Linked DNA regions of Homo sapiens: regions 1, 2, 3, 4 and 6 are each linked to region 5. A link is a loop called in an ENCODE intact Hi-C map of the cell type or tissue named here. Cell type or tissue: IMR-90. All regions are shown on one strand. Links, peaks and the distances in the headings refer to the core of each region. The heading gives the core; the rest is flanking DNA. Region 1 overlaps EYA4 (EYA transcriptional coactivator and phosphatase 4). Region 2 overlaps EYA4 (EYA transcriptional coactivator and phosphatase 4). Region 3 has its middle 49 kb from the start of EYA4. Region 4 has its middle 130 kb from the start of LINC00326. Region 5 overlaps TARID (TCF21 antisense RNA inducing promoter demethylation). Region 6 has its middle 56 kb from the start of EYA4.

Region 1 (5,466 bases), core at 326-5,325, 50 kb after region 5:
CTGCATGGGTTTTTACTGAAGATTCAAAAGATTTCTCAGTTTTCCAAAAAGGTGACTTTCCAGAAGGTTCAGACATACCAAATGCACAGACACACCTGGGAATTCAGACATACGTAACGATGACTCAGCATACATTTTCACATAAAGCTGTATGTTGAGGAGAGAAGGAGGAAGGAAATCAGCTAGTTCATATGACCCAGTTTACATATAATCTATGGAAAGTATTCTGGAGAAAGGTATTTGGATGGGGTGCTGAAGAATGGAGCAAACTTACTAAAAAGAAAGGATGTCTTTTTAAGAATAATGACAAATAATAAGAATTAAAAGATAGAGAAAAATAGGTCAACTGGGTATTTATAGGACTTGAGTAGAGAATGTTATCTGGAGGTGAAACAGGAAGAGCTGGCAGAGGATGGTGCGACCATCACTTAATTTTTAATTGCATTTTTATCAACAAGGTAAGAGGAATCTCCCTATCCAAACATGTGTAGAGTTTGGTCTAACCTGCATTTGACTAAGGTTGAAGAAGGGAGGGGTGAGAATAGCTAAAAGAACATTAGTTCTCTAAGTGTAATCCAGGTAAAAAATATATGCTTTGGGAAGTGATGGGGTCAGTAAAGAGTTAAAATGACTCAATTTTTGTTTACAGAAACCAAGATATTAAACAGCAGCAAGAAGTCGAAAATCAAGACCAGAGTTGTTACTTTACCATAATTAACTGCAGCTGAAGGCCTAGCATCAAGAGATATAAGACTAAAAAGAAAGGAGCATTTGGGGATAGGGATGGGAATAGGGAAGTAATTCATGCTCAAACATTGTGTTTAAAATTATCAAAGTTGGAATGATGTCTAAAGAAGAACTGCTCATAGGTGCAACTCCGAAGATAAGAGAAAGAAAAAACCTGGAAGGGACAAACCCTTAAAATTTGAGACCAGATGGGTGTTAGCAGGGAGAAGAATAAGGTTTTGAATAAAGCTGACAAGTCTAGAAGGATACTATTGGTTTTGGCTGGGAAGTTATTTTGGAAGACCTCAGAGGGTGATTTGGGTTGAGTGGCTGGGCCAGGAGCCAGACTGCAGGGATTTGAGAAGAGAGAGCCGAAATTGTGTTTTCAACGTTCTAATAGTTGGCATTTCAAGAAATGTATCTCAACTTGGGGAAATGTAATGCAAACTTTACTCAATTTATGATAAGAACCTGCAACCCAGGTCAGGCCAAGCAGTATTCATCTACACCCTGAACTGATTCCATTTGCAAGGAGAAACCACTCTTCATTCCACACCTCCACTATGATAATCCATTTTATTCCTATATTTCCTTTCATCATGTTTTGAGGGGGAAGCCCTAAAGTGTAAACATATTTGAGATGTCATCCTGTGTTCTATAGCCATGAAAACCTGGAGAATAGGAATTAAATGCTAAGAAAAAGGCATTGAGTGCTAAGGGGTCACTGGGGTATGAGAGCTAAACTAAGACGATGTGAGTGAAGATAGAGACAAGATAATAATACGCTGGATTTCAACATAATTTTCTAATTGTTTGCATCTTCTCATTTAGAGATTTATGTGGATTTCATAGGCAGAGATTCTCATTTCTCAGTAATGGATGCTGACTCTTCACATATCTGATGGCCTCCTGGTATTATGTCATCCGGTAGCTTGACTGTGCTGCCGGATTCATCCGTCTTCCAGTGACAGAACCATTTGGGACTATATACCCAAAGATCAAATCAGTTCTGTTTTAGCCAACAAATATTCATTAAAAACAAGAATAAAATTATTAATAAGTAGGCCAGGCACAGTGGCTCACGCCTGTGTTCCCAGCACTTTGGGAGGCTGAGGCAGGCAGACCATTTGAGGTCAGGAGTTCGAGACCAGCCTGGCCAACATGGTAAAACCCTGTTTCTACTAAAAATACAAAAATTAGCTGGACACAGTGGTGTGTGCTTGTAATCCCAGCTACTCAGGATGCTGAGGCACGAGAATCCCTTGAACCTTGGAGGTGGAGGTTGCAGTGAGCCAAGATCATGCCACTGTACTCCAGCTTGGGTGACAGAGTGAAACAGTATCTCAAAAGAAAAAAAATATTAATAAGTGCCAGTTTGTGTCTCAAGGGGTTTCAGAGCTCAGAAGGGCCCCTTGCTCTGTTTCCTTCAAGTATAAAATTCTTTTTTCTTCATTTTGTTGATCATGTTTTTGTTGAAATAAAATCTCTAAAGGTTGTGTAAATTAAAAAAAAAACATTTTGTCTTTTTTGGTTGAAAAATTCCTATAATTAGTCTCTGTCTTTTTGACAGGGTTGGGGGAACTAGGCATTAACTAGGCTGAGGATATTCTATGAAACTATTCTGCCTAGTCATGGAACCATGAACAAAGTCTACAGAAATATCAGGAAAAATCAAATGTAATTATAGCATGAAAACATATAATTCCATTAGTGACGCTCTGTGCTTCTGAGGAATGTTCACTGATGCAAGACAATAAAACTGAGCTCCACACTAGTCTGTTATGTTTCTGATGATTACTGCCCTAAAGATATATATTTCAGATAGGAGTTCAGAAATATCTGATTTAAAAGGTTTTCCTTCTGGAGACCAGGTTGGTTAGGCTCTTATCCTATGATTTGCCAATTTTTCTTTTTAAGTTTTAAATACCATTATTGAATTTCTTATGTTCATTCTTCACATTCTTTGCATTTACAGATCAGATTTATGGGGATGGGAGAAAACATACTGTTCCTTTTGATTGTTACTTTGATCAATTCCATGCTTCTGAAGTACGTAACTCTGTGCTACCCAAACAGTGATAGGAAAATCCATGAAGAATGCATTTTGTACATCTGATAAGCATGCAAACAAGCATAATTTTTTTTAAAAAAAGCAAAATGCAAGAATCTGCTAGCAAGCAAGCATGGCATGTGGTGTGATAAAAACTGTAGTTGAGCACTCCACTGGAATGCAACCCCACGGCACTGGGAGGGCTGGTCATTTGTTTTTCAAGCTGTGGAGATTCCACATCACACACTCTGTGAGAGCCAGGACTTAGTAAGCATTTTGGCAAAATATCATTTGTAACTGGGAAAGTTTAGGTTTGTGGTTTGCTGGAGTGTGAACTAGCTGTATTTTACTAAGCTTTCCAGAGAGCAAGGCCTATTGAAAGAGAGAGGTTTCATCAGCCATGCCAAAGTCTTGGCACAGATGGGCCAGGGCTAGTCATGCCATCAGCCAAGGAAAACCATGCCTGTAAGAGGTGGTGATCTTGTTTCTAAGAGAATGTCTGGGGCAGGCTTACTTTCAAATATCTAATTTTAATTTTGTTTTTTTCCAGCTTACTAAGTCACTGGGACAGCTAATTCTAAGTGAGCAGATTACAGCACTGCATTTTTCCAGCTAAAGGACTCACAGATCCAAGAATCCCAGAAAGATGACTGGACATTTGGTGGGTGTAGCCTTAGCAATGCTGGGCACCCTCCATCTTGCCAAACTGCTGTGAGGGAGCTGCCAGCACCTGCAATTCCACTGTTTTATCAGGCATGTGAGAATGAAACATACTTCTGGATTGAACCCAAGTTTTATACAGAGATGTTTGCTCATTTTCATTAGATGTTTGTAGAATTATGGGCACCTTATGAATCAAGAGTTGCTTTTTTTTAATTTGCATTTAAGTGTAGTGAATGTTGAGTTTAGGGTCTAAAATGAGGTGATAGCAAAATCTTGGATAGAGGAAAAAAGTGGGATAATAAAGGCACTAACAGGGTTTTGTGGAAGTTCTGATATATATTATACATATTATAACAGTTCCAAAAGGTTCAAAGTGTCTACAACAGAGTTTAATAGGAAGCAAATTGAACTACTGCCAATTTATTCTGTGTACTGCTCTATCAAAATACTGAAACTATTCCCCAGACATTTTACTGAATAGAGAGAGAGAGAGAGTGAGAGAGAGAGAGAGAGAGAGAGAGAGAAGAGGAAGATGAAGAAAATAAATAGCTCTTGGCCTTTAAATGTGTGGTTCTAAGCCAGATGTTGCCAGTGTATAACCAGGGCAGGATCCAGTACAGCAGTTCTCTAAATCAAAATACTAACGCCTATTAGCCATGTGAACACAGAGCATAAATTGGAGCCAGACTGTCTGTCTACGGGCCTCTGCCCTGCATTGGGCCATCAGCTGGAATTCCTCCTCTAGGGACACACTGTAAAAATATCTCTGGAGAGGCAGCAATTATGTATTTTTAAAGAAACTAAGGACGTTTTTTTTTGTTTTTTAAAGACATCAACCTCTTGAAACAGTTATTCTTTTGGGACCCGTAGCATATGTGTAGACATGTGCACACAAAGATAGAAGATATGCAAGTTCATCATGGAAGAAAGAAGGCAGACCAGCTCCATGAACCAAGGTGGAAAAAGTTACTGGATTTTTTAGAATACATATACTCTTTAAATCATAAGAGATAAAATGAAATTCAGTCACAAATCAGAACAGAAATTTTACAATTGTGATACTTGTCTATGATGGATAGGTAGTGGGCTTACAGGTTCTTAGGAGGAACTGGAAAATGGTTTCAGGAACATTCATTTATTCATCATATATTTATTGAGTGACTAATTATGTATTAGACACGTTCAAATTCCAAGCAGAGAGCAGATAACCAAAAAAGCAAAGCCCGTACCTTTATGTGGTTTATATTATTACTGGATGAGATATCTGATAAACAGACAAGAAAACAAGGGAGTATAAGCATTTCAGGTGGTGATGAGCTATGAAAGAAAAACCAGGACAAGCAGATACAGAAGTGATGAGGATGAGTGGAAAGGGCTAATTTAAAGCAAATTCAGAGAAGCCCCCTTTCAGGAGGTAATGGCAGAGAGAGAAACAGAGGCCTGACAAAGGTGAGGGAGCTAGGTATGAACAGGTGCAATAGTAGCGAACATACACAGAGCCCAGAGGTGAGGAGTCTGTGTGTGAGAAGAGGGACCCTGACCAGGGAAGGGAAAGGAAACAAGGATTTTAAGAATGCAAGAGTGCTCCACTGAATGTATGTGAGAGGCCCCAGCAAGATAAGCCAAGAAGGAACACTTGATTTGGCAACAAGGTGGCTCCTCAGACTTGGCAAGTGTCATGTTATGGCAAAGCTGGAAAGAGCAGAGAAGGAGAGCAGTCACCAGAGGGGAAAATGGGCTCAAGAAGCTCTTCTAATGACAGGAATGTGACAGCAGATACGATGGTGATGGGAAGAATCTAGGAGAGTGAGAAACTGGTGGCTTAGCGAAAGAAGTCCTTTCAGGAGTCGATTCTTTGGGTAGGTGAGGGAGCACGGAACCAGGGTGCAAGAGAGGTGCAAGAGACATCTATGGCTACAGATGTAGGAGGCACGGATTTGGTGGTGCAAAGATGACAGAATTCATTTGTTTGCTTTTTTCCCCCTAGTAATTGAGGAGGTTTGTACAGAATTGGGAGAGATATGCTT
Region 2 (5,466 bases), core at 154-5,153, 270 kb after region 5:
CCAGAGTCAGAGTGTATCACTCCTCTCCAGCTAGTTCACCTTCTTTCTGTTCTCCATTAACCTCATCATCCCTTCTGCAACAACTTGAAGTCTATTCTCCACTGAATCCTTCTCAAAATCTGTCATCAAACACAAGCAAGCCTCCTCTTGGAAGAAGGTGCTCCATTCAATTGCTGTTCTGTGTCTCTTCTTTAAACTTACAAACTTTCTCTTAATTCCTCATTATCTTCTCTAAATTGAATCTCTGGGATGCCTTTTCTTACCACAACTCTCTTGGGACTTCCTTTTGAAGGGCCACCAGTAACCTTCTGGTCAAGAAATGAAACAATCTCTTTCTCAGTGCCATTCTGCTTGACCTCTTGGAACGTCAGACAGTAATGACCAATTCCTCCTGAGAGTTAGCTTGGCCATGGCTCTGAAGACACTATTATCCTACTGGTTCTCATTTCCCTATCTTTTCTCAGTTTCTTACAGTTCATCTTCCTCCTTGCACTTCATAAACATGCTGGTCTCCTATGTTTATCTTCATCCTTCTGCCCTTCCTCAGATACCATCTCCCCTTAAAAGCATCACCTCAAGGAAAATACTGTTCTGTTCCACACATGAGCATGGAGAAGTTCCAGACTTCTCCCCCATGGCCCAGCAGGCCTTCACCAATTGCTAGTTTAACATGTTCTCAAAAGTCCTCAATTCAAACACATCTTTCTCTTTCCTTAAGTCATTGATACCTGCTCCTAAACTCTATTAATGACATCTTCTAGGCTTGAAACTCCAGGATAATCTTTTTCCTCCTCCAAGTCCACCCCTTGCCCTTCCTCCTACTAACTCTATTTGGTTTAGTTACCAAGTTCAGCAAAGCTTTATTTTCAAGTTCCTTTTATTGATTCTTTACTCGATGTCTTTCTTTCCACCATCATGTCATAAGTTTAGGCCAGGGGTTGTCAAAGTATGGCCCACCACCTGCCACATGCTTTTGTAAATAAAATTTTACTGGAACACAACCATGCCCATTCATTTACTTAATGTCTACAGCTGTTTTCACATTTCAAAAAAATTGCCAATCCCTGACTTAAGCCTTTTTTTTATTGAAATGGAGTCTCACTCTGTCGCCCAGGCTGGAGTGCAGTGCAGTGGCATGATCTTGGCTCACTGCCACCTCCGACTCCTGGGTTCCAGCGATTCTTCTACTTCAGCCTCCCGAGTAGCTGGGATTACAGGTGTGTGCCCCCACACCCGGCTAATTTTCGTATTTTTAGTAGAGATGGGGTTTCACCATGTTGGCCAGGCTGGTCACCTGACCTCAGGTGATCCGCCCACCTCGGCCTCCCAAAGTGCTGGGATTACAGGCATGAGCCACCGTGCCCGGCCACTTGGTTTAAGCCTTTCGGAGTTCATGTGCAAACTCCTTCAAGATCCCCTAAGCCATCTCTCGTACTCTCAATTTCCCACCTTCAGTAATCTCCCTACCATCTGGTTAATTTTCCTAAAACATCATTTTAAATATATTAATCTCTTGCCGAAAAATTATATGTAATTTTCCATTATGTCCAGGTTAGAAAGTCCAGAAATACAGGACTGTTATCTTATACATCTCTGTCTTTTGTGCAGTAATGAGCATCATGGTGGCCACCCAAGAACACGAAAACATCTCAGCTTGGCTTCAAAGTCCTTTTCAGTCTAGTCTCAGTGCTTCTCAGCCAGATTTCCCACTGCCTCACAACCTCATGCCCACAGAGCTTCTGATTCAGTAATTCTAACCTAGCCACAGTCCTAGGCAGGCCTTAACACCTTATATTTGGTACCTCTGAGCTTTTATGCCTGATATTCCCCAGGCCAGGATAGGTTCTCTTCTGTCCATACAAATTCATTCTGCCTTTCAAGACCCATTGAAGGTGTAACCTAGTCTATCTATAATTCCTTTCTTGTCTTTTATTGAACACATTTTCCATGCTGATAGCATAGTACTGTTACCTTTGCAATATTATTTTGCTTTCTTGCTTAAATTCTATATTATGTCTTTGGCTTTTCATTGCAGTTCCCTCAATAATATATCATAGCATAGTATATATTATATTAAATGTTCAGGTAAACTTTCTCAAATGTTTTGCAGGCAGTAAGTATATAAATAAAACACTCATTGGAAACAGATGTAATGTAGATCTGTGGTCCCCCCGACACACACAGAGAAGACATTTGGCAATGTCTCAAGACATTTTTTATTGTCACAACAAAGGAAGGGGGGTGCTACTGACATCTAGTGGGTAGATACCAGAGATGCTGCTAAATAACACAATGTACAGGACAGCACCCCTCCCCAACACTACAAAGAATTTTGTGGCCCAAAATGTCAACAATGCTGAGGTTAAAAAACTCTAATTAGATTAATTCTTTCCTAACCTGAAGTGCCTAGAAACATCACATCTACAAACAAAGCAATGAAAAAATGAAAACTATTTGTTGACTGAATTTTCTTCTAAATATTTCATGATTTTGGTTACTTTGATGGAAATCTCAAATAAGTGAATACTGTCTCAATACCTATTCATAGCTGTATGGTGCTCTTTCTGCTATGATAGAGGTGAATCCAGTAATCAGTGACCTGGATATGTGTTTTTGGAAATTTGGAAAGAAGCACCTCGGAGGAAAATTCACTGAATGTGGCCACATACAGTCTATGACATAACTCATTGCTTATGGGTATTAGGATCAAGCAGCTATCTATGTAAACTAGCATCTCCTTGCTCTCTAACCTGGGGTGCCCAGGGCTTAGTCCTTTTAATTTGTCCCTAGCTAGACTTATTCTTTTGGAGATTTCAACAAATATAATGTTTTGAAATACCATTGATATCTTGAAGCCTCCCAAATTTATATTTCAAGTTCAACTCATTTCCCTGAGTTCCCAATGGTTACATCTGATGCATATGCCTAAGAGAAAGTAAAATTTCACATGCGTTTAATTAGCTTAGTTGGTTAACACTCCCCTCAGAATGTGCCCCCCATGCAGTGCACTAGCAATCCAGCGTTCTTCATAACTGGGGATCCCCATTGTTTCCCTGAGGCCTCCTCCTCCTTCATCACCCTAGGAGAACACAGAGACCAAAGAATCATTCTGGGGCTTCTCACTGCCTCATTCTCAAAATGATCAACATTATCACTTCTCCTTACATTTCACAGGCCAGCACTAGTTATATGGCCCTGCTGAACTGTAAGGAAACTGAGATGCACCAGAAAAGAGGGGTATGAAAGAGGGTTGGTGAAAACACAGCAATGTCTCTGCCACCATGTCTAAAACTGACCTCCTGATCTGCAACCCCAACCTGTTCTTCCCCAGTCATCCTATCTCAGTCAATGCCAACTCCATCCTTCCCATTTCTCTGCACAAAGACCTTGAAGTTATGTCTGACACCTTTCTTTCTATCATAATCCATAACCCATACATTAGCAAGTCATCTTAGATTAACCCCAATGCAACGACTTACTACCTCCAATGCTACTTTGTTGATTTTTCATCTGGATAGTTAAAATAGCCAGTCTCTGCTCTTGTCATCATAGTCTATTTTCAAAATAAAAGCCAGAGTGGGTTATTTAAAAACTTTAGTCACATCACACAATACCTAAGCTCAAAAGCCTCCAATTGCTTTACATGTCACTAAGAGAAAAAGTTTAAGCTTTACAATGGTCTGGAAACCTCTACACAATATGTATTCCTCCACCCTCACATGCCCATGCTGATTACCTTTGCAGCCTTATTTCTGCCTTGTTCTGCCCATCACTACCACCAACGCTGACATCCTTTCTATTCCTTGAACCTACCCTGCATGCTACCACCTCACGGTTGCTGTTCCCTCTAATTAAAACCCACTTTCCCCAGATATCCACATGGCTCACTTCCTCGCCTCTCTTGAGTCTTTGCACAACATCTTCTCAGTGAGGCCTCCCTAACTACTCTCCAAAAACCGCAGCTTGGGAGGCCGAGGCAGGCAGATCACAAGGTCAGGAGATTGAGACCATCCCCGCTAACATGGTGAAACCCCGTCTCTACTAAAAATACAAAAAATTAGCCGGGCGTGGTGGCGGGTGCCTGTAGTCCCAGCTACTCGGGAGGCTGAGGCAGGAGAATGGCGTGAACCCGGGAGGTGGAGCTTGCAGTGAGCCGAGCTCGCGCCACTGCACTCCAGCTTGGGGGACAGAGTGAGACTCCATCTCAAAAAACAAACAAACAAAAAAAAAAACAAAAAACCACAGCTGTCCCTTCACCTACCTACCCTGCCCGCAAGCACTTCCTATCCTCCTCCCTGCTTTATTTGGTTTTTCTCCTTGCACTTATTACTATCTGACATACTATATTTGTTTACTGTTTGTCTCCCCCTCCACAAGAATATAAGTTCCACAAGAACAGTAATATGCGTCCATTTTGTCCACCAAGTATTTCCAACAATGAAAACCATGCTTCAAATATAGCAGTGCTCCACAAATATTCACTGAATGAATTAGTACTAGCTATCCAAGTCTCGTTTTAAAAGAACTAAGAATAGAACTTACACAGTATCATATAATCTTATGCTAAACTAAAATTTAGGGGGAGAAAAGGAATTATTATATTCATCTTTTAATCCCTAGTATAGCAAAGTTTCTAGAGGATAGCAAGAAGTCTTGAAATGCTTACTTAATTGAATTTGCTGAACTATCATTTAATTTCCATACATTCTGCTATCTTATGACTGCCTGTTAAAATATTTACTAATAGGGTCAGGTGCGGTGGCTCATGCCTGTAATCCCAGCACTTTGGGAGGTCAAGGCAGGTGGATCACATGAGGCCAGGAGTTCAAAACCAGCCTAGCCAATGTTGCAAAACCCCATCTCCACTAAAAATACAAAAATTATCCTGTTGTGGTAGTGTGCACCTGTAGTCCCAGTTACTCTACTCGGGGGGCTGAGACAGGAGAATCACTTAACTCAGGAGGCAGAGGTTGCAGTGAGCCGAGATATGTGATTAATGAAGATTGTACAATTAATCTGTAATCACGGTGGAATAATTTAAATTTCTCACTCAAATCCATAATATTTAAAATTGTTTGATCTTCATATAAATAATCTAAGATCAAGCTGAGTTTTAATACATACTCTATGACACCAAGTTGACCGAAGGGTCTGAAAATCATGTAAGTTGATGGAAGCAGGTGAGTTCACGTGTTTAACATGAAATCGTGTCTTTAGCAGTAGCATGGATGGAACTGAAGGCCATTATCTTAAGTGAAACAACTCAGACACAGAAAGTCCAATATCACATATTTTCACTTATAAATGGGAGCTAAATAATATGTACATATGGAAACAGAGAGGAATAATAGTCACTGGAGACCTTTGGAGACCACTGGAGAAGGGTGGGCAGGTGGGAGGGAGTGAGGGATGAGAAATTACTTAATGGTTACAATATACACTATTCAAATGATGGTTACACTGAAA
Region 3 (5,466 bases), core at 272-5,271, 360 kb after region 5:
ATGCCAGAACAGAGATTAAATCATTTTTTAAAATACAAAAAAAATCCGGCACTCAAAAACAAAATTTACAATCTTTGGCATCCAATCAAAACTTATCAAACAAGCAAAGTAGCAGGATAATAAAAGCCATAATGAGGAGAAAGATCAGTCAATAGAAACAGACCCAGCAATGAAAAGATGACAGAATTAGTACATAAGAATATTAAAACAGGTATTATAAAATTAAAGAAACAGGCTATCAGCAAACAACGGACAATGTTAGCTGGAATAACATATGTCTAATTGGACTCCAACCACAATAATGCAGAACTAAATTACTGAATGAATCACTAATTATGCTCACTAGAGTTTCACTACAAAGTACAATGAATATGCAAACATTTACCATAAGTCAAATACCATAATAATAATTTCTAGAATAAATGAAGAATGAAATACTTATTGTCCCTGCTCTAAAGGATTGCACATTTTGTTCAGAGTCAGAAGACAAGTAGAAGACTTGCTGATTTGTCTGGTACATGACAGATGATTTAAAGCACCATAAAGAAAAAAAAAAAGAAAATATAAGAGCCAGTCTCAGATAAATGCTTTGTAGAAGAGGGAACACTTCAGCTGGGTTTTTGAGAATGAGTCAAAGAAATCTGAGCAATAATTACATGGCAAGAAAATATGTTCTATATGTAAGAAAAAATTAAGAATCAAGGCAAGGATGCAAGAGAATAAAGAGTGTGTTCTCAGAGTAGTAAGTGCTGTAGTGCTTCTCATCAGCCGGAGAAGGAAGCATAACATTCTTGAATGTCAAGAAGAAAGCTAGGGTAGGTATAGTCCTCTTACCTCCCTATTAATTTCCCACATTCCTTACCAATTCGCAACCTGGTATGTTATCTTAGAAAATCCAAGGAAAAAAATTTAAAAATGCAGTAAAAATGTTGTGCTGGTGGGTGTATTGGTTTGCTAGGACTGCTGGTAAGAAGTATCCACAAACTGGGTGACTTAAACAATGGAAATTTATTGCCTCACAGTTATGGAGTCTAGAAGTCCAACATCTAAGTTTTTACAGGGTTAGTTCCTTCTGGAGGCTCTGAGGGAGAATCTGTTCCCTGCTTCTCTCCTAGCTCCTTGTGGTTTGCTGGCAATCTTTGGCATTTCTTGGCTTGTAGATGCCTCACCCTAATCTTTGCCTTCATCTTCATATGGCATTCTCCCTGTGAGTGTGTCTCTGTTCAAATTTCTCCCTTTTATAGGGACAGCAGTCATATTGGATTACAGACCCACTCAGCTCCAGTAGAACTCATCCTGACTTGACTAATTATATCTACAATAACCTTATTTTCAAACACATTCTGAGGTACCGGGGTTTAGGATTTCAACACAAATTTTGGAGGGAACACAATTCAAACCACAGCACTGGAGAAATGCTGAGGTCTTTTAATAGGGGAGAGTCTTGATCAGGGTGGCCCTTCAGGAGAATAATGGCAACAGTGCATGAATTGGGCTCTGAAAGTCTCTAGTCACATCTTCCCTGCTTTGTTCAATATCCAAACACACACATACTTCGTTACCAAGCGATTTCCTGCATCCACCATGCCTTCCTTCCTTTCCGCCTTTCCTATGCTGTTCCCAATCCTGGGATTTCCTACCCCACTTACAGCTAATTCCTCCTCTTCCTTCAATGCTTATCTTTGAAAGTGTCCTAATCACATTCATAATACATAGGATTATGGCTCCAATTTTTTAGAAGCCTTTCCTAAACATCTCTCCATCTGAAAGGTGGAGTTCACACTCCCTCTGTCATGTAAAAAACTTAACCTGCATGTATTAGAGTATGTATTATATTTTCCTATAATTTGTGTACATATTTTTATTTCATGAAACCATTATACACCTCAGGTTAGATACGGTATCTCATTCATCTCATCTCTTCCAACTAGCTTGGTGAGTCATACCTATTAAATAAAGAGAGTGGAGATACCGAGGCAGCTAATTTTCTGTATATACTAAGACTTACTCTTTGAAAAACTGGTGTGGATTATAAAACATAACCTCTACATAGTGCTTAACATATGCCTAGCACTGTTCTAAGCGCTTAATATGTATTTCTCATTTAATCTTCACAAACACTCTGTGAGCTGGGTACTACTGTTACTCCATTATGTAGACCATGAATCTGAGGCACACAGAGGTTATGTAACTTGCTTGGGATTACATAGCCTGAGTGAGTGGCAGATGTTACAATCTGGCCCTCACCCATGCTGCCAAATTGCCTTTCAAAGACATTTGCTCTCTCAGTCAGGGACCTTTACTTTGGAACTATTTTCAGCTCTGCCACTAATGAGCTGTGTGATTTTGAGCACATTATTTAGCTTTTCTGTATTTCTATCTCTTCAGTTCTGAAATGGGCATAGTAATAGCACCATCTTCACAGAATTAATCCATGTAAAGCAGATAGAACATTGTCCAGCACTAAGGCCACCACCACACACACACACACACACACACACACACACACACACTCAGAATAACTGAGAATTTATTGAACACTGTGTAGCTAATTGAAGCCATACTGCCTCCTGCTGATGATTAATAGTGTCTGGCTTCTGAAGAAGGATGGTATTGGCAGGGTTTTTTTTTTTTTTTTTTTTTTTGCCTTTTTATGAAGGATGGGACAGAGCTGTCACTTTATATGAAAACAAGAAAGAGGAGGTCAGAGGTGTTTTTGATAGCAACACAAAGGACCTTTATATGGCTTTAAAAAGGATTGCAGTGTTAGAAGTCGAAGACCTTGGGCTTCCATTGGTTTACAGCAGTCATCTTGACCTCTCTTCTCTCCTTATAAAGGGGGCAATGGAAAGGCAGCAGGGAAGAAGGAAGAAAAATTTAGAAAATATTTTAGAAAATAGGACCTTGAAAGGAAATTAAAAATCTGAATTCTGCACAATAAGAAAATCCTGTTCACTGAGCCTGTTGAACAGTTATCAACAATTCTTGAGAAAATTCTAGCAGTTTCTATGTGGAGCCAGTTGCTTTCTAATTGCTACAGCAGGCTACCACTGGGAAGAACAAAGGAAATATTTAGCACATCATAAATTCTTCTGCTGCCCCGTAGAGTGGCTGGAGTTCAGATTACACATTTATAACTAGCATTTGAGAGCAATTTCTCCTTCACTTTGAGAAAGTTTTTGGGAGGCACTGTTCCTCCTACGATTCTGGAGGAATACAGACCCAGTGTTTAAATTTAACAATCCAGTTCATTTGTGTTGGGATATGGTGAAGCTTGGAAAGATGTAACAGTGAAATACATTTTCCCTTCCCGAATTTGCTTTTTAATGGAAGTCGATTTCTCAGTGACTGGGAAAGTGTACCTCAGATACTGGTGAGTTGTTTTGACAGCTCTCCGACCTGGGTGGTGGTCTTCTCTGAGGACCAAGACTGAGACAGAAGAATAGGCAGGACCTAAAAATAGACTCAGTTCACACAGTGAAGACAGCAAGTGGGAGAGAGGCAGTAAACATGTTTCATGTGGAGTGAAGAAGCTGTACTACAGAGCTAAGGAAGAAACCACCACAATCCAGTAATGACAACAAGAAGCCACTTGAAGCTAAGGAGTCAGAGGTCAACTGAGATGGACCTTGCAATTGCATGTATTTTACAGCTGAGGTACATGAGGGTCTGCAGTGTCTGACTTGTCTTTGCCTTTGGAGAAGATAGTTCAATTCTCTACAGATTTTGATGGGCAAGTTTTCTTAGCAAATAGAAAGACCTTGTCAAATAATTGGATGGTTTATTATTTATGAGTTGTCTCCACATTTAGGTCCTTATGACTGGCCATAGCCATAGGAGTATGTTGTAATTCTTCACCCAGATGATTGATAGAATATAGGAAGCCATTCTCCCCCATGACAGTAAGTTGATGTTTCACTCCAATACGTGGTAGAAAAGGCTGAGATTCATGTCTTTCCAATGAACGAAAAATGTATGCTATTTGTACTTGTGCAGCTATATTTCCTATTCTCCCCGCCCATGGAAAAGAATTGATAATCTTCTCACTAATTTGCCTTAACTTTTACTTGTGTATTAGCTATATTGGGGAAAATTTTCCAAATAAAATTGAAAAACCAAAGAAATAAAAACTAGATAGATTTTCTATTTATATGAGACTTACTCCAAGATACAATTTCTATAGATTTGAACCACAGAGCAGATTTTGTCTTTTTCAGGATGAACCTAAGCCATAACCTCACTATCTTTTCTACCCAAATTTATAATTGAAGCTTCATTTTGGTTTTATAGTGAAACATTACTGAAAGTTGGATAAATTTAACTTACGGTTTTGCTGTATAAGTAGATAAGCTGACTAAATTGAATAAGGCAGCTATTTAGTTGTCACATTTGTTCATTTAATGTTTACAGTTTAACTTCCAATATCTGCTATAATTTTGTCCACCTATCTGTTGCTTGACATGGCTGAATTTCTTGAATTTCTCGAATTTCTCAATTATATTTTCCATACAGCCCATACCTCAGTAGGAAAGAAATAATCTCTTTGTTTACACAGCGTATTCTCTGAACATAATCTAGTTAGGTAGTAAAGTTTGTTTGTTTGTTTGTTTGTTTTGGAATCTAGCATGATAACAAGTGTTAAAGGCAAATTAAAAATGATTCTATACTTTTACAATATCTGATTTTCCTGCACCATCATTCAGATGCACATATGAACTGCAAGAATTTATATCATGTGCACACCATTGCTTGAAAGCAAAAAGACTAGCCATATGTTTGTAAAAATATATACATATCTTAATAAATTTTCAATATTCAAAAAAATGAACAGAAAATTAGTGAAATGTATGGAGTGAGGAATAAAATAAGAATATTCGCTAACAGCTTGTCAAGAAATATGATGTTTGTGAATCTACACTGTCAGTTGATTTTCACAACAAATATATTATCTCTATGCAGCCAAAAGATTTCTAAACTCAGCCAGTGACTCGCTTACTTGAAGCAACACTTGACACAAACAAAATCCAATACAACCACTCTTTTGGATTTCATTTTGATAAAATTTATTTCCTATTCATAGGCATTGATAATATTGGTCTAGAATAACCAGATGCCTATGGAAATTTTGTTGAATAAGTAATTAATTACTATTTAAACTACACACTCTTACTGACATTTTAGTAACTCCAAGAAATTCAAGTATTTAAAAAACGAGCACAATATAAGAACAACCTCCAATAAATGTAATTCTAAGAGGGAATCTTTTATTGTTGTGAAGCTTATAAAATTGAAGGTCTCATGTTTTAAGAAGATAAAAAAGGAATTCTTTCTCTGCTGTGGAATAAATGGACTATCTCACCCATGAATAATGATTAACGTCCTTTCAGTTGGAGAAAAGCCTCCTAGGAGTTCACACCTGCAGCATTTGTGAATTACAGGCCCCCTTCCCTTGAAAGAAACTTAATA
Region 4 (5,466 bases), core at 354-5,353, 590 kb after region 5:
CATCCCTTAACTCTCAGCAGGAGATTTGACAGAATGTACTCTATACATAACCCGCACAAGCCCCAGATCAAGGGGAGAGTATTTGCATAAACAGAATCCTAGAGACCATGTCATCACTATCTTTCTCTTCCTGCTTCTTCCTTCTCTACCCTACAAGCAGGTTGTATTGAGTTTCCTGGGCTACCTTCCATGAACATCAAGGAATGCAACAGAGATGAATGTTACATCGACACCAGCAGTGCCACCACAAGAGAAACTGTTTGTACACTCTTTTCATTTCTCAGTGCAAGCAAGCATCTAAAGACTTTGCACCTGTTCTAGTTAGCTCTGGCAAATGCAGTCTGTATTTATATTAATAGAATGATGTTTTCATAACAAAATGGACATGTAGGGATTGTGGCATTTACTTTGGATGCTCTCATATGTGTGCAGATTGGGAGAGGGATGACTGTTACATAAAGTCCCATGGCAAGGGAAGAAGACCCACACATCCCACACTGAATCATCAGGGGACAGTTTGAGAACCTTTTGTGGAATGACCAGAAACTCAAGTATTAGAAATTAAATTAGATACTTGATAAAGAGGGAAATAAGCTGGATATAAATGGGCTTTTCATGGGTAGTTTGAAACTATGAACTCTTTCGTGTTCCATCTCCTGTTTCTGTAATTTGTGTCTTATCTCTCCAGAGCAGAGCTGAGAACTGGTGAGATCATTTTTGGCTCCATTCCTGAAAGTTTGTTTTGAGTCACCAGTGTAAATATTGCCCACCCAATCCGTACATTTGCACAAATTAACTGAAACCAGCTACCCAATTCCTTGTTCATATTTGGATCTGTTGATTAACCCTGACAGCTGTAACCTCATTAGTCCAAGCTCTGGCCATAGCTGAGCAGCTGTCAAATTAGGAGGAAGTGGACTCACTGAGGTTGCCTCTATGGACCAGGCATGTTAAAATCAATAGGCGCTCTAAAAGGTTTCAGTTATGATTCTAATTCTAATTTATGTTGTGCTGTGGGCTCTTCACCTAGATCTATAATATGGCCCCGAAATTGGTTGTTTTTGAAGAAAGCAGGGGCTCTCTCACAAAGCGGGAACATAGGTTTTACCTGGAAGACACTGGGTCTGCATAGGTTGGAAATGGGTTTTTAGCATGCATTGTAACACAGACATTTTAATATATTTTAAAATATTAGTTTCTAATGTATTTTTTGGCAAGAGTGATTCTGTTAGTTTTGACAAGAGGCCAACAGTGTCCTGATCAGAGGAATAAGAAAGATCCTGCGGCTGGTACTCACTAGAAAATGGAGATAAGTAGGTAGGAAAGAGTTAGAAAACACTCCTATAGGAATGAGGTTTTCCTAACTAGAACACAAAGTTCTTGGGGTGAATTCTGTTCATTTCTATATGAATCTGTAAGGAGGAATTGGGAAGTGAACATTCACAGTATCTACTAATTAAAACCTGGATGTTCAGGGAAGGAGATCATTTTCCATCTGCCAAAGTGTTGAAAAGGACCCTGGGATAGGGTCAAACGCAATGTGTGAATTTTCTTGGCAGCATTTTCATCATGGGGCGATAGCAGGTTGGAGCAGAAGATGGTCTAAGAAAAATCTGGAGACCTCAGTCCTGGTCCCAGTTCTGCCGCAGTCTACTAGTATGGGTGTTGGAGGAATCCTCAATCTCTCTAGATCTCAGCAGACTCATTTATAAAATGAGGACGTTTCTGAGATGATTGCAATGGTCCTGTCCATCTGCAGTGATTAGAGCCTCTCAGAACAAATACATTATTATAAGAATATGCTCCATCATGGCCCAAGGTGGGTCTACATTCTAATTTTCTAGCTTTAGGGAATTCTCTTCCAGTCTTTTGTAGTGCCCTGTAGCCTATTATGCAGGCAGGTACTGTCCTTTGGCACCCCCTGGTGGCATCTGCAGCTGTTAAACCTGCCTTAATCATGGGGGCCTCACCGGTAAGAAGGCTAACTGTGGGGACTGGTAGGAGCCCAGGTGCTGTTTACAAGGGAAAAAAGCAATCCAGAATCTCATTTTTCCATTTTAGCTTTTAACTCATCGCATCTTAGAGGCTTAGATAAGCATGTTGATTTTAAAAAGCAGCTGTATTAATCAGATGCTAATAAAGCATCTAGCTTTCTTTAGGTTGAAGGATTTTGCGAATGACCAGGACTTCTGTTTCTATTATTGTGAGAAAATAGACCAAGAAAAGAGGAAGTATTTAGGTATTTAGTGGAAACCAAATGCTTCCTGTGCACTTGACTAATTTAAAACTCCCAGAAAATATTGGATAATGTGTACCCTGACATTTCCTAGGTATAGATTAAAGCAATAAAAAAATATTAAAAGGTTACTGAGCTTTTTCCTACCCCTTTCCTTCAATTTAAAAATCATTTACAAAGGAAGCTCTGAAAGTCAGAAGTTAGATTTAAAAAAAAAGGGAGAGAGAGAAAGTAGGTTCTTAATGTTATGGAATGACAGGTAAATATATTTTAACTATTGTGAGTCCTTATAATCCCTCAAATCACGATCATCTACAGGTAAGTTATTAATTAGATTATATTTGCCCTAATTGCATCAGTTCTACTGCTTTTGTTTACAATTATCGTCTTGCTGCGACTTTGGAAGTGTATTGAAACTTTGTAAAAAAAAATTGTCTTTGATTTACTGTAAAAGCATCTACAACATTTTTAATTTAAATGATTTCAAATGCCAAAAGTTTTGACTATGCAAAGAAACTAAGTAAATACAGTATAAAGAAAGAGGAAAAAACCCACAAAACTTTAATTATTCTAAATTACGTTAATTTAGTTTGATATGATTATAACAACTATAACTATTTCCAGGTAGGGCTAAAAGAAAAAAAAAAAGTCATAGGAAAGAGAAAAGTGAATATTCCCTAAAGGAGAAAAACATTTCTTTGCCATGTTTACTTGACTCCTTCTGGCAAAAGGCTGTTAACAGTTGTACCACACGGTTCAACCAGAGCTTGTTTCCAGAAAAAAAATATATATAATTGCATCTCAGAGATTTGGTTTGGAAAATCTGCTTTTGTTTCCAATGCCTTGTCTCTTTTCAACCACGTTTATAAGCATTTTCCAAGGTCTTTACGAGCACTTTGCCTGCCTCTCCACGCTCCTAAATATCACCCTCTCCTCCTTATGGCCAGCCACGTTTTCAGCCTTGGCCAAGGAATAAAACATTGGTTCACCTCAAAGGCTGCCATTAAATTTACCTCATTTATTGACCAGCAGGAGGTGCACCACCCTACTGAGGTCAGCCTTAGCTACAATGCTGCAGAGCCTATTGGCACCCCAGACTGCTACCCTGTTAAATGACTGGCGGGCCCCCTGGGCCAGGTAAATCCTACTGTTGACATATTGGTGGCAATGCCCTTGGAACACCTTTGATCCATTAGTATACTCTCTCCATTCAAGGGTGTATTTTACTGTGTGTTGACTAAAAGCAACCAGGTATAGAGGAGTGAAGGAAACAAAGTGAGCTCCTACTGGAAGAATAAGCCATTTATACTTCTCTGCAGTAGATATCAGGTCTACTAGGACATCAAGTTTAAGGCAAATAAAGCCTTGAGAATTCCACTCTTTGGATAGAACCACCATGGGGCCTCTGCTGCCCTTGAGGTGGTCAGTAGTAAACTGCCTACGAACGTGCAAGCTCACTAAAAGCCATGCTTTCACTGCTGAATGGCCCTTTGGCATGGATTTCTTTGCTTTTCCTCATCATCGCTTTGTCATTCTGTAAAAATGTGAGCTCTGTCAGCACAATGACTATTTAAAACAACCTTGAGTACTTGAATACACTGTTACATAGTAATAGTGCCTGCAGTATCTGCTTGTATTTTTTAAGAGGCTGATAAAAGATCATATTCAATATAAGGGGGCGGGGGGTTTCCTTCTCTTGATGCAATTAAGTACATAAAAATGTGCCAGATGGGAAACGCTAGATATCTGAATAATCATTTTATTCATAGACCGTCAAATGGCATCAGGCAATAATCCCTTAAATGTTCCCACTTTAAACCCTGCAAACACGCCACTCTCAGTCCTGACCTGGAGTGACCAGGTTAGATGGTCAGGGCTCTCAAATCCGAATGCTGATTCAGGCCTTCTTTCTCTGCTGCCAATAATAGTTCGTCTAGGTGCCAAATTTAGTGGTGGTTTCTTATGATGCGGATACCTGTCCAGCAGGAATTGGACTGCGACCACAAGCCATTTTCCTTAAGCCACAGAATAACTGTCAGATGGTAACTGCTGATAGTCACTGCTCGCCAGGCTCAGCAGTTTCCAAGTAAAAGACTTTTGAGCCCCCTATTAATCCCACAATTAAACAAATTTTGTCATTATGTAGAAATTCCCTGGGGTGAAAATTCAATGTTCGATCTTCAATTATTTCAAAACAAAACAAAACAAAAAACAAAACAAACAGAGCAACAACAACAAATTCCCTTCTTTTCTCCCCCATGGCTTGGTCCTTTTCCTCTTACTCTTGTGTTAATGATTTTCCGTTAAGCCACATCAAATTCTGTTGGGCATCAGTGAGAATTAAAGTTTTTCAAATTTCAAGTTTTATTCATGCATCGCATTCTTCTGAGAGCGAAAAGTATTTTTGAAATCTTTCTTGTACAGGTTCTGTCTTGTGTAGGCAGAGTATAATTTTTCTCTCATTTTGTAGAAGAGGGATCCAAGATACCCTCTCTGGAGTAGTACCATGCTAAGCAGAAGGTCATACTAGTAGTAAAGTGCCAAAACAAGAAAGCAAACAAAATCAGAAAGACATTGCATTGCTACTAATCATTTTATGGGATGCTGAGACCTCTATATGTACTTGTATTCTTGAGTTGAGTCCAGCAGACTTGGACAATGTGTTTCAGGTTAAGTGTTAACATGAACAGACAGAAGTTTACTCTGGGTAAGGCTGACTTCCTGAAGTAAATTTCCTAGAAACCCCATATTGTACCAATTTCTGTTTCATTTCCCATAAATGAATAGCAAGCATTGTCATGTATGCTAATACCTAAAAAAAAAGTGTTCCTGAAGCTGCAAAGTAGCATAAGTTCTTAATAGTTAAAACGTTTCAAATAAATATGTAAATATAATTTGTGTATGTATATGCATGCATGTGTGTATGAAGTGTGTATGTGTGTGTGAGTGTGAGTATGAAGGAAAACAGTAAAATATGTTTGTAACTGGAACGATTCACATTTGGACTCTGAAGTCTAAAGCACAGTCAGTGAGGAAAGTAAACAGTACATTAAGCTTCCCCAAAATGCGAAGGAAGACTGTTAACCATTTAGAAGCTACTGTACTTTCCTTTGACTGAAATTGGCAGTCTTTCTTGAAATAAAAAAGCGTCACTATTTTTTATTAGAATAAGCTTGAATCTTCATGACATTTTATCTCAGAAGCAAATGCATAATTGTAAAATTTCTGTA
Region 5 (5,466 bases), core at 202-5,201:
ACTTAATACCACCAAAATTTCACACTTCTGGCCATCTGCTTTTCAGAGTCAATGAGTCCTGAAGACAAATTAACATGTGGCATATGAAAGAAAGGCAGGAAAATTGGGACTCTGCCCAGACCTTCAAAGACTAGTACTATCCATTCTGTTTGAAAGCAGTTCTTTTATATATGGACAGGTCTTTCACATTCCGGGCCAAACTATTTCTTTATATAAACAATCTCCTGTAGCCTAATACATCCCATGCTCCTCTGTGATAACTATTCAGCCTCAAGCACAGTAACCCGAGTGCCTGATTGATTGCACTTCTGATCAATTCTTTTTGTATTTGGCTTTTACACCTGACTTACTGTTCCTATGTGAGGTACAGGATAAGTTAGAATAAGCAATGAAATGTAAATCTTCATAGAGCTACAAATGCTGAATTCTTTTGTCAAGAGATCTATACACCAGCAACCAAGGGCATCCCTGGCATTTAAATATAGACCAGTGTCTGCACCAGCAACAGGAAGAGTATCTGGGAACTTGTTAGAAATGCAAGTTTAGCGCTTGTAATCCCAGCACTTTCAGAGGCCAAGGCAGGTGGATCACTTAAGGCCAGGAGTTTGAGATCAGCCTGGCCAACATGGTGCAACCCGTCTCTACTAAAAATATAAAAATTAGCCGGGTGTGGTGTCAGGCGCCTGTAATCCCAGCTACCTGGGAGGCTGAGGCACGAGAATCACTTGAACAAGGGGAGGCAGAGGCTGCAGTGGGCTGAGATGGCACCACTGCACTCCAGCCTGGGCTGGAATGAGACTCCATCTCAAAAAAAAAAAAAAAAAAAAAAAAAAAGAAAGAAAAGAAAAGAAAAGGAAAAAGGAAATACAAGTTTTGGAGTCCCTTTTCAAACCTATCAAGTAAGAAGCCCTGAAGGTGGAGCCCTGAAATCTGTATTTTCACAGCCCTCCAGTTGATTCTGAAGCCAGTTGAAAAAGCAATTGCAACAAAAGCCAAAATTTAGAAATGGGATCTAGTTAAACTAAAGAGCTTCTGCACAGCAAAAGAAACTATCATCAGAGTGAACAGGCAACCTACAGAATGGGAGAAAATTTTTGCAATCTATCCATCTGACAAAGGGCTAATATCCAGAATCTACAGAGAACTTAAACAAATTTACAATAAACAAGCAAACAACCCCATCAAAAACTGGGCAAAGGATATGAACAGACACTTCTCAAAAGAAGACATTTATGTGGTCAACAAACATGAAAAAAGCTCATCATCACTGGTCATTAGAGAAATGCAAATCAAAACCACAATGAGATACCATCTCACGCCAGTTAGAATGACGATCAATAAAAATCCGGGAAACAACAGATGCTGGAGAGGATGTGGAGAAATAGGAACATTTTTACTCTGTTGGTGGGAGTGTAAATTAGTTCAACCATTGTGGAAGACAGTGTAGTGATTCCTCAAGGATGTAGAACCAGAAATACCATTTGGCCCAGCAATCCCATTACTGAGTATATACCCAAAGGATTATAAATCATTCTACTATAAAGACACATGTACACTTATGTTTATTGCAGCACTATTTACATTAGCAAAGACTTGCAACCAACCCAAATGCCCATCAGTGATAGACTGGATGAAGAAAATGTGGCAAATATACACCATGGAATACTATGCAGCCATGAAAAGAATGAGTTCATGTCCTTTGCAGGGACATGGATGAAGCTGGAAGCCACCATTCTCAGCAAACTAACACAGGAACAGTAAACCAAATACCACATGTTCTCACTCATAAGTGGGAGTTGAACAATGAGAACACATGGACACAGGGAGGGGAACATCACACACCAGGGCCTTTCAGCGGGTGGGAGCAAGGGGAGGGAGAGCATTAGGACAAATACCTAATGCATGTGGGACTTAAAACCTAGATGACAGGTTGATAGGTGCAGCAAACCACTATGGCACATGTATACCTATGTAACAAACTTGCACGTTCTACACATGTATCCCAGAACTTACAGTAAAATTAAAAAAAAAAAACAAAAAACGCAAGAACATTGAGAGCCACTACCATAGATCTTTTCCTGTGTGAAAGAGGCCAAATAAAATCCAAGTCCTACCAGCACATGTGTGAAGAGTGACAGCAGGTGGCAGTGTTCGACTATTTCTACCTTTTCTAGAACTCTATTCACCACGGAGCAAATGAAATTTGTCACAGTTTACTGGTCATTTAGTGAAAAAAATAAATTCCATTGCTGTTTTCCATTTCAAAAAAGAAAACTAATTCTCTGTAGATACAGAACCAAAACCTAAAAATAAAATATACACTTTTTTCCTTTTTTGAAATTTAACTTTGGAGGTATTTTTTAAACTGTATTCCATCAAGGTAATAAAATGCCTCTGCTGGGACCCTCCTAGTTGTATTCACATGAAGTCAACAAGATTTCTTCCCACCCACACACCATGCCCTGCCACTCTGTACTATTTTCTATTCTGTGCAGCCATGACTTTTACTTGCCCAATTTATTAATATATAAATATCAGTGCAAACACTGAACTTAAGGATAGTTTATATTTTGAAAAGGGTTCCTTGCAGTGTAGGCCAAAATATTGACCATAGTCCATGGGAGGATGGACTTGGAAAAGAACTATCGTTGTCTTAAGAGATTACGTGACACATGCATGATTTTACAGCAAGAAAGTGAGGAGTCAGGCTTTCCATCCAAGCAACTGATTCTTTTCCCCACTAGTGGAACCAACACCAGTTGCTTTCTGATCCTCAGTGGCCACAGGGATTCAGCCTGACCTGCCCAGAGCCTTCTTTTTTTTTTTTTTTTTTTTTTCTTTTTGAGACAGAGTCTCACTCTGTCACCCAGGCTGGAGTGCAGTGGCTGGATCTCTGCTCACCACAAGCTCCGCCTCCCGGGTTCATGCCATTCTCCTGCCTCAGCCTCCCAAGTAGCTGGGACCACAGGGGCCCGCCACCACGCCCAACTAATTTTTTTTTTGTATTTTTAGTAGAGACCGGGTTTCACCGTGTTAGCCAGGATGGTCTCAATCTCCTGACCTCATGATCCACCTGCCTCGGCCTCTCAAAGTGCTGGAATTACGGGCGTGAGCCACCGCGCCCGGCCCCAGAGCCTTCTTGAAGGCTGCCCTCTGAGTGACCCTTCCTAGATCCCAGAGACTGGCCCACTGCACTGGGCTTGCTCAAAGCAGGACCAGAAAGACCATACTGAGCTCCAGACATTGCCTCGTCCCTTTCACCATATTCTCTAAACACAAAGAGTTTTGAATTTTAACATTATTGTACCCTTAAGAGCTTTTCTTGATAAATGGCTCTTTGGATGACATGTACAATAGCATCCAATGCCTTCTCCAAGACGAATGACTACTGTAATAACAGCAATACACTTAGGGCTATTCCGCCTACAACTGAAGCTTTTGTTTTCTGATGTTCTTTTATCCCTAACATCAATTTGTTCCTGTCAGTAAACATAAGCTATCGAGGCAGAATTTCATGTACAGAAGGCAATGTTTGGTCTTCCCTACTGGCATGTTAAATACATTTTCCTGATGCAATGTTACATTTAATGTTGTGCTGCTGGGGAGAAAAATTCATCAGTGTCTCTTCAGCTCATGATCCTATCTTGTCTTGAGATCACGTTTCATTATTCCTCAAGCCAAGAATACACGGGGTCTGGTCTATGGCCAAATAATGTGATTCTGGGACATAGATTGGGATTACTGAAGATAAAGTGGCCTGGCCATGAGGCATACTGTAAGAACACATGTTCTTATTAGATTGCATCCCATCTCTGCGGTGGCTGCCCTCCTGCCAAGACTGAATGCTACTAAGCACATACCTCCCCTCAGCTCTCAAGTGAGTCACAAGTTTGCTTTCATTCCAAAAGCAAAACATAACAGTGAGAGAGGCCCAGGGCCACTTAAGAGCTACAAGCTGTTGGTTCGTATGGGGGCAGAGCCTGCCTTCCAGCTGAGGCAGCACCCCAATAATGCCAAGTGGCGCCTTCAGCATTCTCACAGGTGCAAGCTATTTCTTCCTGAATGAATCACCGAGTCTCCTCTAAGTTCTTTGTGCTACTCACTGTTGCTTACATCATAAACACACGGAGGCTGCAAAGCTTCACACTTTGTTCCAAACATTTAAAAGGAGCTTTTAGCCTGTCTCCCTCCTTATATGGCGATAACTGATCTCTGAACCATTCTCAGCTCAGGGCCTTACCTTGGAAAGGACCATGGAAGTCAAAGGCAATATCAATAGCTGAAGACCTCCAGTGGTTTTTTTTAACGGACCAGATATAATAAGGCAGGTATATGGCCAACCACTTTTCAGATGGAATTACAGAGATGAGACCACAAGGAGGAACTCATGAGCCTTAGGAGTACTTTAACATCCAATAGTGAAGTCCACTTGGTCTTAAGTGAAAGATCTAGGAGGCAGAAATGGCTCTGTAATTTTATTCTTCCATTTGTCATCTTCCTTATCCAAAGTGCCTTAAGGTTATGGGCGGGTCTCATAGTTTCTTAAGGGCCCTAAAGTTAGGGGAGGGTCTCATAGTTTCTTAAAGTGTAGAGTGCAGAGTACCTGTGTCAAAATCACTGGAAGTGCTTCTTAAAGGTTTATTCCTAACCCCCACCACATACCACTCACTTCTCAGTGAACAGAATCACTCAGTTTGGGGCCCCAGGCATCAGCATTTTAATGAGATTCTTGGGTAATCTTTTTGGACACTGCCTTTTGAGGACCATTTATTTAGGCTCTTAAGAGACTTTCACACTACTGATAACAATGTCATTCCCTGAATAGTTGTCATGGAGTATGATGAGCTCCAACCATGCCTTCAATTAAACCCTTGGGCAGAACTGGCACTCAGAGGTGGTTGTTCTTACTATGTATATATCACCCACTGAGACACAAACCTCTCAAGGTCAATAATTAGGTCTTTTACTTCCTTTATTTTTTTCAGCAATGGTAATGACAGTGCCATTGTAAGTAAACAAGACATATAATCTTGTAAAATTAGATGTAAAACAAGGCATATAGTCAGTAAAATAAGGCAGAGAAAATTATTTGAACTTATTGTATTGCATTTGAAGGACATTCTACTGGTATTCTGTTGGAATAGGTCTTGCCTGATTGCCTAATTTCACTGAAGCCCACAAGGACGTGGCAAGGTTGACAAGCGGGCTTAACTGGCTATTGGCAAAGTTCTGTTAAGAGGACAGTCCTTACTAGCTGAGTTGAAACCTGGAGTGACCCAACAGAGGTCCAAAGGCTAGAATACAGCCTGACATACTAGGTGTTCAATAAATGCTTGATGCATAAAAAATGAGAACTGTGATTCTATTGCTTTGCAATATTTGCTGATTCACAGTTTCCTCATATTCTTGTGCAGTTATTTTATTCTTATTATCCTATATATTTGCCTTAATGCTCAGAGAGTTATA
Region 6 (5,466 bases), core at 284-5,283, 370 kb after region 5:
CACTTGTATCCCCTCATGCTAAAAAGCTGACTGAAGCTGAGCATTGGCTGCTTTCTGTAGATCCAGCTTCTATCCTTTTTTTCAAAGCTACATGACTCATTTACTGCTTCCTCCCTGAACCCTGAGTGTGTGATCCTAGAAAAACCAAGTTATCATTCTTTCATCAGCCCTCATCTTTTCATATGGTTACTATTCACTAGCCAAACCGACCATAACTGTGTTTGAGTCTGCGCTTATGAATAGTTAGGTTTTAGTAGTGGAAATTGTGGTTTAGATATGCATTCTTTCATTTCTTGACTTTTAGACAAGCATTATATGAAACACTGAGGATGTAAAGATGACAAGGCAATTCTACCTTCAAGAAGATTACAATTTAGTTGGAAACAAAGAGATATGCAGTAAACACATAAATAAAACTTGCAAGTGCAATGATTAGGTATGGTAGGGGAATTAGAATGTGTAGAAGAAGGTCACCTGACCTAGGCAGGATATGGAAGACATGGCAAAGTTGAGGGGAAAGAGGGATAGGTTCAGATTTGGGCAGAGAAGTCTCTGCTGGGCCTTAGAAATTATGTAGGAGTTGGGGCAGCCAAGGGCACTCATGAGGAACAGGGAGTGAGCCAGTGGTTTGGTATTTCTCTTCTTTTGTCTTGGATTTATTTATGATAACCTGCTCTTTAACTTACATGTTATGCTTTTATTAAAGAAAACAAGAGTACTCAATATGCAGACATTCTTATATTTAAACTATCTATCAGCTATTTCACCACACGTTTTTTTTCCTCTAGTTCTGAATTCAGCATTATTTCTAACACTGTGATACTTTATGAACATTGCTCAAAAACAAATTTTACCACTGTAAGTCATATATTTTCCAAATACCCATCTACACTTCAGACATCATCCTTAGATTTTCATCTATGACCAAATCTGGAGAGATTTTAGCTCATGTATGAGAAAAAGAAAGAAAATAGAAACAAAAACTGTTTAGTAAAATGAAAACCCACCCCCACCCCCAACACGCAAAGAACACACAGAAAGAAACCTTATACAGAAATGCAATTTGTTAGGAGCTAACGTTATTAGCCACCACTGAGATAAGCAAAATTGATCTCAGACACAGAAAAGGAGGGGGAATAGTTTTTTCAGTGTTTTCTAATTGAATTTTAATATTTGATAATAGCAAACATTTTGTTTTGATGAAGCCAAATTGTTCACTAGTCTTAAGATTACAAATTAATTACATTTAGGATTACAATAAAGAAGAATGCCTACCAAGTAGAAGCAATAAAACATTCTAATGTAACTGCAGGGTTAGAATTATTATCTCATAAATAATTCATTTGTGAAATGCAATTTTTGTTCCTCTTTTAAAATATAAAATTAAAAAAGTAAGTGAAGGTCTTGTGGGTTTGTCATTGGTGTGTATTTAAAGAATAGTAATAGTTTTCTCATCTAACAGAAATGAAATCTGCTAATGTTGGGATATCTGGATTTTTTAGATTATGTTGTCTTTTATTTGAAAAGAAACTTAAGCTATAAAACACAAGAGAAAGTGCTTAAGTACCTTCACACATATTCTTTTCAGTAAAATAATGTCAGCCATCAAAAGCCGTTTCAAGTGCAATCCGTACAGTAATAGTTAACTAGATAAGTTCAAGTTGGCAGTTCTTGCAGTGAGTTCAGCTTCCAACTGTATTACCATTCCTCATTTCTTTGTTAGTTGTAATAGTAGGTTGCCAGGTTTTTTTCTTTCAAAAGCTTATAAAATTCATAGTTAAGAGGCAGGTCTATGAAAATTTAAAACCAAAGGAGAAGATGAATTCAAAAGCAGCTGCTTATGGAGTTTTATTGCAATATTTCACTGCAAGCCATGATGTCTTCACAGCAGCTTCATACTTAAAAGATTCTGAAAGTTGATTGATTGTTTCCAAACTGCTACATAGTTTTATTTGATTAACCATGTATATTTTTGCCAATATGTCTGGCTACCTATTTAAAGTTAGTGCATGGCTGGCAGTATTACAAAAACAGATTTTAAGGATTGGAATCAGATTTGGCAGTAAAGGATTTGGTTCCAAACTCATAGGTGATCTTAAAATTTCATTTGACATAAAAAGAAAAACTTTTCCAGTCAAAAACAAAAGATTCTACTTTCATTGAAAAAAAGCTTCTTGGCTGCCAAATATGTTTATTTTTCTTATGTATTTGCTCTATCACTGATTCCTCGGAAGAAAGAACCTCAAGTGATACTATTTTAAAATATACGCACATACACACAAAAAATTTAATCAAGATCTTTAGATGTGAAGTAAAAAGCTTACTCCTTTAAAGTAAAGAAAAAAAAAAAGACATCTTTTCAAAAGTTCATTGCAATAAAAGAATCTTTTGTCCTTCCTCTTGGCATTTTAAGGTTTTAACGAGTTGTTTATATATCTCAATGGCTTGAAAAGACAGATGTATTTTATGTAATCTTCCATGTAAGCTTTTTTCATTTCCCTTATAAATTACTTTTCCATATTTTAAAATGTAGTTGTGTTTTCAAGGAAAAAATGGCCAAAAAATATGAGCCGTTATTTGTTGGCCACCACGAACCTTTAGATAAAGTAGGTATAAATCACAGTAAGCAATAAAATTTCATCCTAACTATAAACCACAACTTTATTGAAGAAATGTCTATTAAACTTGTGTTGTCTCATTTTCATTTTACCTGAACATTAATGTATGAGTTTCATTTGAAAGCTAACAGTTAACAACCCATGTTTCATATTCTAATTAACATAAGGGACATCTGTTTCAATTAGAGAAAGCAAACTTCCTAAAGATTCTATGATGAACTGCTTTTATCCTCTGTGAGCTAGGGAAGTGGATTATATATAACACATGAAGAAATAAAAAACAGTAAAGAGCAAAGATGCCAAGCCCCTGAAATATATAATTGAATAATAATAATTGAAGTACACACGTCAAGTTGTGTGTGTAGCAAGTTCAACCCACAGAAGCACAGACCTAATGAAATGGTTTCTTGATTTTTAATCTCCATAAACCTTTCCTCCTGCCTTTAACTCTTATAGGTTTGAATACAAATCAAACATAGACCTTAACTTCATCTGAAGAAGCTGGAGTCCAAAAAACAAACAGAAAACAAAACAACTTCTGCAATGGTTTAAGCAGACTAACAAACGTGTGCTTTGATGGATGATTAAAAAGCCCTCAAAGTTAAAGGGGCACAGCTGAGTACATGGCCTACCTTAATATTGCTGTAGTGAGTAATGAGATGCCTCTGGCTTATAAGTACCTAATTGTAATGAAATAATCCAGCCCAATCTTTAAAATTAAGGTAAAGTAAATTCTATTATTTGTGGTATACATAAAAAAGCAATGCGAGAGCTCCCCCTATTGACCCACAATAAAGTATAATGTACCCTGAAATATACTTCCAAATATACATAAACAATATAAAATTTCAGAAGTTTAAGGGATTTTTTTTTTTTAAAGATTGAGTTCATCAGTTTATCTTTGTAGAATCTGAGGCCTAACAACATTTATTGTCATGGGACAAATTAGAGTGGCAGGTTTGTCTCTGCACTGTTTTCTCTGTATTATAGTTTGACATCATACAGTTTGTATAATTCAGAAGTAGGAAAGGGCTAAAGAGACCCCGTTGACCTAACTCCAACTATCTCTGGTCAAATGGACCCAGAGATGCTAAGGGATCTGTATAGGTTTATGGCTTTTTACTAATAGTTGGGAATCAGAATTCCAGTTATATGTTATCTTTCTATTATTTCTGCTCTGGCAGTGTGTTTTGTTTTGAGCCCGACATTTTTATGTTCTTTTTGTAATTTAAGAACATGTTGTTCAAAAATATAAGAATTTGAAGTTCTGGAAAACAAGAGGACATTCGTGGTCAGTAAATTAACTATTCTTCGCCTTCTGATGACACATATTTTTTGTAAACTAACTAGCAAATGCATATTGATAGGGTCTTTATATTTTCATACATGCCCTCAGCTATTAAAATATTTATATGATATGTGTAATTGCTGAAAATGGTAACCTGCTCCTATTATGAAATCACAAAAAACATGAAATATATTTCTCTGATGTGCTTTCTGGTGAAAATATTTATTGGTCACTAATTTGTTAGTATTTATTGGTAATTAATTGGTCAGCATTTATATTAACACTACCATTCCTGTAATTAACCATGAGATGTTATTGATTATATTTATGACATGAACAGGGTTTTTCTCCCTATACTTGAAGGTATGTGAAGATATGTGTGAAGGTATGTGAAGTATGTATGAGTTCAATTAGTATGTTAACTCCTAGAGGGCAAGGGTTATTTTGTGCATCTATTTTTACGCATCTTTTTTTTCAAAGAACACAGATGCAATGAACACAGGGCTTTGAATGCAAGTTTTTGATTTGTCACTGCTTGTTATGCAGCTTCTATTGAAGTCTGCTCACAGGTGCCACTACTGATAGTCCTATTTCCGTTGGAGTGCTTTCCAGAATCCCACAACCCTAATGCCATACTCTACACATGACATTCTTTCAAAATGCTGAGGTCATGTACATATATCAAATTACCTTCCTTCATCCTATATGCTTAGCCTCTATTGTAGTTGATTGTAGAAATGTATGTGCAGAGAAATCAAATGAAACCATATTTACTGAAGAAAATCTTGTGCTTGGTGGTGAGAAGGGTAAGATCTCTGTTTTCAAATAATTTAGGACTAGAAAAGAATAATCCTGTTTCCTTAAAAAGTTGACCATCATCTATGTATTCTTCATACTTCTATCATTAAAAACATAAAAGTAACAGAAATGAGGGTTTTTTTTCATCAAAATGAAGTGTATACATGGCTTTTCTTTTCTCTGGTGTTGCCCCTCTGTTTTAAATTCTTCAGTTGTCTGTTACCTTTCTGTATCCTTCTTCATCCTACCCCCAAAACCCATAAGAAAGAAGCAGTCTTCTTAGAAGCTCAATGCAGGCAAATACAACGTATACAATATAGTTAAGTTTGAGAAACAGATTATTGCACTGCAAGATGCTACCCTCAAAGTGGAAATCACATAATTATGTATCAGCTCCCAAATTTGATTTTGCCTTTCAAAGAAGATTAATTTATAATGGTTAAAAGGCATTTTATTTATTTCTCCCATAGACACACAAACATTTCCTTAAGAAGTGTATAGAAGTGTATAGAATTGATGTAAGAAGTGTATAGAATTCATCATACTTGATGAATATATAATGGAGCTAATAAAACATACCACTGCCTTCTAGACATCTAATACCCTTACGGTAAGTTTGACCCTTGGTTAAGCACATCTTGTCTTTTAGTCACTTAAAAAAACTTTTTCAGAATTAATAATTTCATGGACATTGGGTAAATTAGTTGCTAGCTTCAGTTTCTGGTTTTCCAGAACTCTTCCTGGAATTTAGAATTAGAAGAT

The links. Hi-C counts contacts between places; a loop is a spot of excess contacts. Peaks named below come from ENCODE experiments on the same cell type or tissue, not always from the same donor. Only the 100,000 strongest peaks of a DNase experiment are listed, where the experiment ranks them.
Region 1: it touches region 5 in a loop (3-fold over the local background); 9 of 110 quality-filtered maps call a loop at or near these places.
Region 2: it touches region 5 in a loop (3-fold over the local background); 7 of 110 quality-filtered maps call a loop at or near these places.
Region 3: a loop joins it to region 5, with 6 times the contacts of the local background. A loop is called at or near these places in 42 of 110 quality-filtered maps.
Region 4: it touches region 5 in a loop (13-fold over the local background); 37 of 110 quality-filtered maps call a loop at or near these places.
Region 6: a loop joins it to region 5, with 10 times the contacts of the local background. A loop is called at or near these places in 42 of 110 quality-filtered maps.

The regions. Positions count from the first base shown.
Region 1 is chr6:133,500,541-133,506,006 of GRCh38, reverse strand. The region is part of intron 13 of EYA4 (EYA transcriptional coactivator and phosphatase 4); the gene reads right to left. It overlaps TARID (TCF21 antisense RNA inducing promoter demethylation), which reads left to right. Exons shown (of 9, transcript NR_109982.1): 9 at 3,327-3,755. Among named protein-coding and RNA genes, the nearest start is that of EYA4-AS2, 47 kb to the right of the region's middle. RefSeq lists an enhancer at 1-856. In IMR-90, for the core only: no CTCF peak of the experiment used is centred there; DNase peaks (open chromatin) are centred at 3,066 and 3,416; H3K27ac peaks cover 196 bases.
Region 2 is chr6:133,283,755-133,289,220 of GRCh38, reverse strand. The region is part of intron 2 of EYA4 (EYA transcriptional coactivator and phosphatase 4); the gene reads right to left. Among named protein-coding and RNA genes, the nearest start is that of EYA4, 45 kb to the right of the region's middle. In IMR-90, for the core only: a CTCF peak has its summit at 2,237 (motif pointing left); no DNase peak of the experiment used is centred there.
Region 3 is chr6:133,189,127-133,194,592 of GRCh38, reverse strand. No RefSeq gene overlaps it. Among named protein-coding and RNA genes, the nearest start is that of EYA4, 49 kb to the left of the region's middle. In IMR-90, for the core only: a CTCF peak has its summit at 2,568 (motif pointing left); no DNase peak of the experiment used is centred there.
Region 4 is chr6:132,959,620-132,965,085 of GRCh38, reverse strand. No RefSeq gene overlaps it. Among named protein-coding and RNA genes, the nearest start is that of LINC00326, 130 kb to the left of the region's middle. In IMR-90, for the core only: CTCF peaks have their summits at 1,914 (motif pointing left) and 3,243 (motif pointing right); DNase peaks (open chromatin) are centred at 725, 1,915 and 3,745.
Region 5 is chr6:133,550,545-133,556,010 of GRCh38, reverse strand. All of the region lies in intron 5 of TARID (TCF21 antisense RNA inducing promoter demethylation), which reads left to right. Among named protein-coding and RNA genes, the nearest start is that of EYA4-AS2, 97 kb to the right of the region's middle. In IMR-90, for the core only: CTCF peaks have their summits at 2,143 (motif pointing right), 3,954 and 4,361 (motif pointing right); DNase peaks (open chromatin) are centred at 2,140, 3,890 and 4,370; H3K27ac peaks cover 1,995 bases.
Region 6 is chr6:133,182,930-133,188,395 of GRCh38, reverse strand. No RefSeq gene overlaps it. Among named protein-coding and RNA genes, the nearest start is that of EYA4, 56 kb to the left of the region's middle. In IMR-90, for the core only: a CTCF peak has its summit at 3,393; no DNase peak of the experiment used is centred there.